Regions from separate parts of the Homo sapiens genome. Here region 1 is linked to region 2. Evidence: chromatin loops called from intact Hi-C (ENCODE). Cell type or tissue: PC-3. All regions are shown on one strand. Links, peaks and the distances in the headings refer to the core of each region. The heading gives the core; the rest is flanking DNA. Region 1 overlaps UGP2 (UDP-glucose pyrophosphorylase 2). Region 2 has its middle 100 kb from the start of MDH1.

Region 1 (2,929 bases), core at 430-2,929, 200 kb before region 2:
TGTGCATCCTACAGTGAGGAGTAACTGATCAGGTGTCTATAACATTTTTCATTCTCTCTGGAAACAGACTCAGGTTTCTTTGGACCAAATCCAAAAGAACACATAGCTGTAACACAGCTGTAGTTGACTAGAATGCTCTGTATACTTTATATTAAAAAATGCTTTGCATTTCTTCCAGTGCAATGAAATTCATATGGTGTCCCACCTTATTTAATGATGGTACAATTTAAAATCTTAGTCAACTTCTGTAGAAAGTTTTCTCTATGAAAGTAAAGCTGTTTGAAAAATTATTATTTTTTTACAGATCTTTCTATAAAAAATAAACATCTTTTGATTGCTTGGATTTAGGAATTCAATTTTTGTTTCAGTGACCAATGTCAAGTTGCAGGCTTTGTGTGTTGCATATTTAATATTTCTACTACCACCGTATGTCAACTGGGTAAAGCCTTCCAGAGCTCTCTAAATACCTGAAAGACTTAAGCCTTTTTTTAAGTAATTAATACTTAAAAAAAAAGATCCTGGCATCTATTTATGCAACTAAATACTTTTCAGAAATGGTATATAAAAGGCTACAGTTTAATATCTGTATTTTTATAAAAGTATGATGAAGGGTTTGGGGTGTTTTTATTTGTAGCAGAGGTAAGAATATGTATTCATATAATCTGCCTACTTTTGAGTTCTCATATTAACATTTAGATAACATATGAAGTATGGCCCCCTTGGATCCTTGTTTTTAAGTTACTTTCGATGTGTATACGAACAAAGACCAGGGAGAAACAGAACTTTTAAAACTATAGGCTGCTGTGTTGGGGCCAGAAATAAGGTGACAAGTAAAGACTTTTATAATACCTACCTTCAAAATTAGAATCAGCAGCACTGTACAAATAAAGTGCCTGTGCTTCACCTCACACCAAGAATCTTGCCTAACCCTGTCAGAGTGCCTAATATCCTGTGGTGATTATGTATAATGAAACAGTCTTATTTTGTGCTCTTTGGTTTCTTAAAAGGAAAGCTTGTTTTCTTTCCTTTATCATTACAGAGGTATGTCTTTGGTTCTTAAACTATCTGTCTAAAATAAAGCTGTAAAAAATTAACAGACTTTAAAAGGCAACTTTTTTTTAAGTGGTATATTGTGAACTTTAAACAAGCAGCCTACTCAAAACAAGTATGGATGAATTTAAAGAAAAGGCATAAATTGAACTACCAGCAGACCTGAATGGAAAGATTATTAATGATCATTTTTTCAGTGATAATAAACAAGCTTCAGGAAATGAAGCTTCAGGGAAAGGGAACTTTTTATGAAGCTATACCCCCTACCTCACTATAGAAGAGTACAAGGATGTGAAGAAATGCCTTCCCTTTGCCCACCCCCGTCAGCTGGGAAAATAAATGCCACTTTGTTTCAATAAATGGAGAGTTTGTGGAAAGCATGGCAGGCATCCCAGTTTTAGAACTAGATGAAAGGTAGGTACTAAAGAAAATACCTTCAGTTTAATTCCTGTGGAAATAATGGTATGATTAAGATTCTTAGAAATGCCAAAAACTGGACTCATTAAGTACACACTGGCTAGGTAACTAGCCAGTGTGTACTTAAAGGGCAAATCTTCCAACTAATATAGTAACTGTCTAACAACAATAAACCAGTTTATAGTTAGCATTATAAAGTACCAGTGTACACAAGTATTGCTTCACTGCTTTATTTTTGAAATCACAAGCAATTCAAAGTGATCATCATTGAGGCTTCTGTTAAAAGTTCTTCCAAAGTTGCCCAGTTTTAAGATTAAACAATATTGCACTTTAAGATGAACTAACTTTTGGGATTCTCTTCAAAGAAGGAAAGTATTGCTCCATCTGTGCTTTTCTTAGACTAAAAGCATACTGCAGAAAACTCTATTTTAAAAATCAACACTGCAGGGTACAGTAACATAGTAAAGTACCTGCCTATTTTAGAATCCTAGAGAACATTTCATTGTAAGAAACTAGCCCATTATTTAAGTGTCCACAGTATTTTTCATTTCAGTGGTCCAAGATGCGAAGGTTTCCAGACACAATCTTGTTCTCTAATACTGCTCCAGGTGGGATATCAATTCTGTCACCATGATTTGCAATGATGATAACCGTTCCCTAAGTGACAGGGAAAACAAAAGAGTGTACTTGCAACTGAAATGCAATTTGATTATCTTACAGTGATCAAGTTTATGTACAACTTTTTTTTTTTTACAGTGAAGTAACTTTTTTTATAAACAATATTAAACATGAAAAACAAATAACAGTTAAGGAAAATTGTAATGTGTCCTTCTGTAACAATCCTGGCAGTAGTTCTAGATTCTCTGTCTCCTTGTTAGAGGTAGAACTAAGAGCGGGAAGTGGACCCGGTGCCACAGCATGGCCAGCCCCTTTTGGAGGCCTACTTGCAAGGCCACCAGCATTATCTAACCTTCATAGAGAAATTAAAAGGTGCTTGGTTTACATTTACATATAGGGCTTTTGTTGTTGTTTTTATAACAGTTTACTGATAAGATTTTTCATGTCTTAAGTCTTTAGGCAGTCTCAGCAATAAAATTCAATATATGTATTTGTTTTTTCAAGATCTTCATTTAAGTAAGTAGCTTTAATGGGAGGAGTATATGAAATCTAGTTAGGAGATTTTTTAAAAAATTACATGATTTGGAAAAAGCTATTGTATCTTTGGTGAGCTTTAATACTTTTATACCCCCGTTTCCCTCCTATTTCTTACGTGAGGCTGGAATGACACTGAAGAGTACCTGAGTACTACAATAATGTAAATGAATATTCTTACAGTGATAACATTCCTTTAATAGGTTATATTCAGTACAAATTGTCATTTTTTTTCTGCTTTTACTCAATCATCTTTAGTAAGCTAATGCTAATAGTGATCCTATTTTAAAGATTCTCATTTCAGTAAAAT
Region 2 (2,931 bases), core at 252-2,751:
GCAATAATGACTTTAGCAGCTAAATGAGCTCCCAGGAATGTGCTGGGTTGTTAGCAACAACTTATCAATTACTTGCCCTTGTAGTCTCTAGCATTCCTAACATTCAAAGGTCTCCAAAATCTGCTCCCTCCTACTTGTCCAACCTTATTTTCCACAACCCGCCTTGGGGGTCTGTTCTGATCAGGTCTTATTGGTTTCTAATCTCTGTACTCCTGGGGCTGTCAGAGTAGTACCTTTCCTACTTCCTCCTTGTCCCCTCAAATCCTCCCCACTGTTCAGGCCTAGCTCCATTCAACTCCCACCACCTCCATTAAATTCTATCTATCTATCTATCTATCTATCTATCTATCTATCTATCTATCTAATATCTATATCTACTGTAGTCTATAGCCATCTTTTCTTTTGCTTGGTTATATTTTTAAATTACTATCTGTACCACTAATATGGTATTTTATTATACATACCAGCTTATACCATCTTCTGCACTGTTTTCTTGAAGAGTTACTTAATATTCATGGGTATACGAACATATTTTTGTAAACTATAAAACATCTTACCAATGTAAAGTTTATTCCCTAGTTTATAGTCCCCTTGTGCATATATTTTTGTATGACATCTAGGAGAGCGCTGTATTCTCCAATTAATATTTTCTGATGAGTGAATGCATGGAAGACCACTGGAATTGGAGCTAAACCACCAGAGTTTGCATTTGCCACTTGTCACCTCTCTGACTTTGAACTAGTTATTTAATCTCCATGCCTCAGTTTTTTATCTGTAGAATGGGGATAATAATGGTATCTACCTCATAAAGTTGAGAATTAAATGAATTTATACATTTTAAGTGCCTAAAACAGCTTGCTTATGTAGCACATAGCCAGTGCTCAATAAATGTTAGTTGAATGAATGAATGAGACAGAATGCATTTCAATTAAAATCTAGAAACAACAGTGTTATATTTTATTATCCCTGGAACTGTCATTATAAGATAGTACATAATACATAAGAATGTCAAGGGAAATCAGTATATCTGTTTGAGATATAAGCCATTATGTATATATTTATTCCTAGATATATTTTTCAGAATGAAGCTTATATTCTATATTACTTAATTTGTACTTCTTAAATTTCAAAAATCATTTAAGGCCTATCTAAAAGAGATTTTAGTACAGTCACTTTTCTAAACATCACATTACTTTTAGATCTGAATAAATAATGATTGCTGAATATTCTTGACCTTGGTTTATACTGTTTAGAAGATGACACTTAAAAGCAGCAATTAATTCCAGTCAATTTGCTCTTGATATCTGTGTTGAACTACTTTTGCATATATTATGGGTAAATTTTGATGTAGAAGTTGACAGTAATAACTTCATGATGAACTTCTTGAAAACTATTTTCTTCTAAAATTTTACCAAAACATTTAACTTGCCTAAGTTAATTTAACAAGTTAAATGTTTTCATTTTTACCATTCCAGTTTCTCTCATACACACACATACACACACAGAGAGAATGTAAAAAAGATTTCCTGTAGTAATGATTTACACATACATCAGTTTTAAATTATGTCGTGATTTTTTTTGTTGTTGCTCTGTAGAGCCATCTGCTGGTCAATGCTGTGTTTTATATACTTATATTAAAGTTTTTCTCTGTGTAATGTAAGGCTCTAACAAAATCAGGCACTCCCAGTAAGAGTAGAGCTAGAAATCTGTGGCTCAAACAAAACTTGAAGAAAATGTCCTTCCAGGAATAATTATTGAGAGTAACTTGTAATAGTATACTGGAGAAAATAATCATTTATAGACAATGAGTAGGTCCTATATTTTTTTATAATTATTTCATTCATTCAGTAAATATTTGTAAACTTCTTCCTGCTAATAGAATAGAAAAATACACACACACACACACACACACACACACACACACACACACTTTGTAGTATATAATTTTTAAAAATCTTGTATAGATCATACCTTTCTACTTATTAAAGTTAACAAAGTAAACCAAAACTTTTTTATTCTCCTTTTGTATGTCAGTTACATTTTTATCACTTATAATTGGCATTCCTCCTTCAGCATCAGTATGAACTCACAGCCTTTTACAGTCTCAGCTGGTTTCAGTTACCCATTATTATTGATATTACTACTTCTTTTTCTTTTTTTCTTTTTTTGAGATGGAGTTTAGCTCTTGTTGCCCAGGCTGGAATGCAGTGGCACAATCTTGGCTCACTGCAACCTCCGCCCCCCAGGTTCAAGCGATTCTTTCACCTCAGTCTCCCCAGTAGCTAGGATTACAGGTGCCCACCACCACGCCCAGCTGATTTTTGTGTTTTTAGTGGAGGTGGGGTTTCAACGTGTTGGCCAGGCTGGTCTCCAACTCCTGACCTCAAGTGATCTGCCCGCCTTAGCCTCCCAAAGTGTTGGGATTATAGGCATGAGCCACTGCGCCCAGCCTACTACTTCTTTTCTGATACACAAATGTTCATAACCTGTTCAGGGGAGGCGTCCTTATATAGTGCCTTCTGTCCTCTAAGCATTTCTATCCTTGTATCCTATCCAAACATCCTGATGTTTCAGATCCAACATAATTTTTTCCTGCCCTCAAACTATGGAGTCAACCATCCCCCAAATTTCCTGGTTCATATTAATGGATAATAGAGACTAAAAGCTGGATGCTAAGGGTGCCCACGTGAGATTTAGTTGAGAGCAAAAATGCTATCATTGATGTTATTGTTGCTTATAACAGATCCAGATAAATATATGTTTTAAGGTTATGCATGTACATTCATTTCTCCCCACTGATATACATTTGCATTACATTTCCCTACCCAACTATTCTTGAATTATGTGGTTTTTTTTTACTATTACCATGGCATTCCCCTATGTAATTTAATGTGCCACCTTTGGTAGATATTTATATTAATTCCAATCTTT

Evidence for each region. A loop is a pair of places that touch in the nucleus more often than their neighbours do. Peaks named below come from ENCODE experiments on the same cell type or tissue, not always from the same donor. Only the 100,000 strongest peaks of a DNase experiment are listed, where the experiment ranks them.
Region 1: it touches region 2 in a loop (6-fold over the local background); 49 of 110 quality-filtered maps call a loop at or near these places.

Annotation. Positions count from the first base shown.
Region 1 is chr2:63,890,315-63,893,243 of GRCh38, reverse strand. UGP2 (UDP-glucose pyrophosphorylase 2) reads right to left here. Exons shown (of 10, transcript NM_006759.4): 10 at 1,684-2,124. The coding sequence ends at 2,017. It overlaps VPS54 (VPS54 subunit of GARP complex), which reads left to right. Exons shown (of 23, transcript NM_016516.3): 23 at 1-1,094. Among named protein-coding and RNA genes, the nearest start is that of UGP2, 50 kb to the right of the region's middle. In PC-3, for the core only: no CTCF peak of the experiment used is centred there; a DNase peak (open chromatin) is centred at 1,483; H3K4me3 peaks cover 579 bases; H3K27ac peaks cover 1,780 bases.
Region 2 is chr2:63,690,873-63,693,803 of GRCh38, reverse strand. It overlaps a transcript of WDPCP not described here. Among named protein-coding and RNA genes, the nearest start is that of MDH1, 100 kb to the right of the region's middle. In PC-3, for the core only: a CTCF peak has its summit at 1,587 (motif pointing left); no DNase peak of the experiment used is centred there.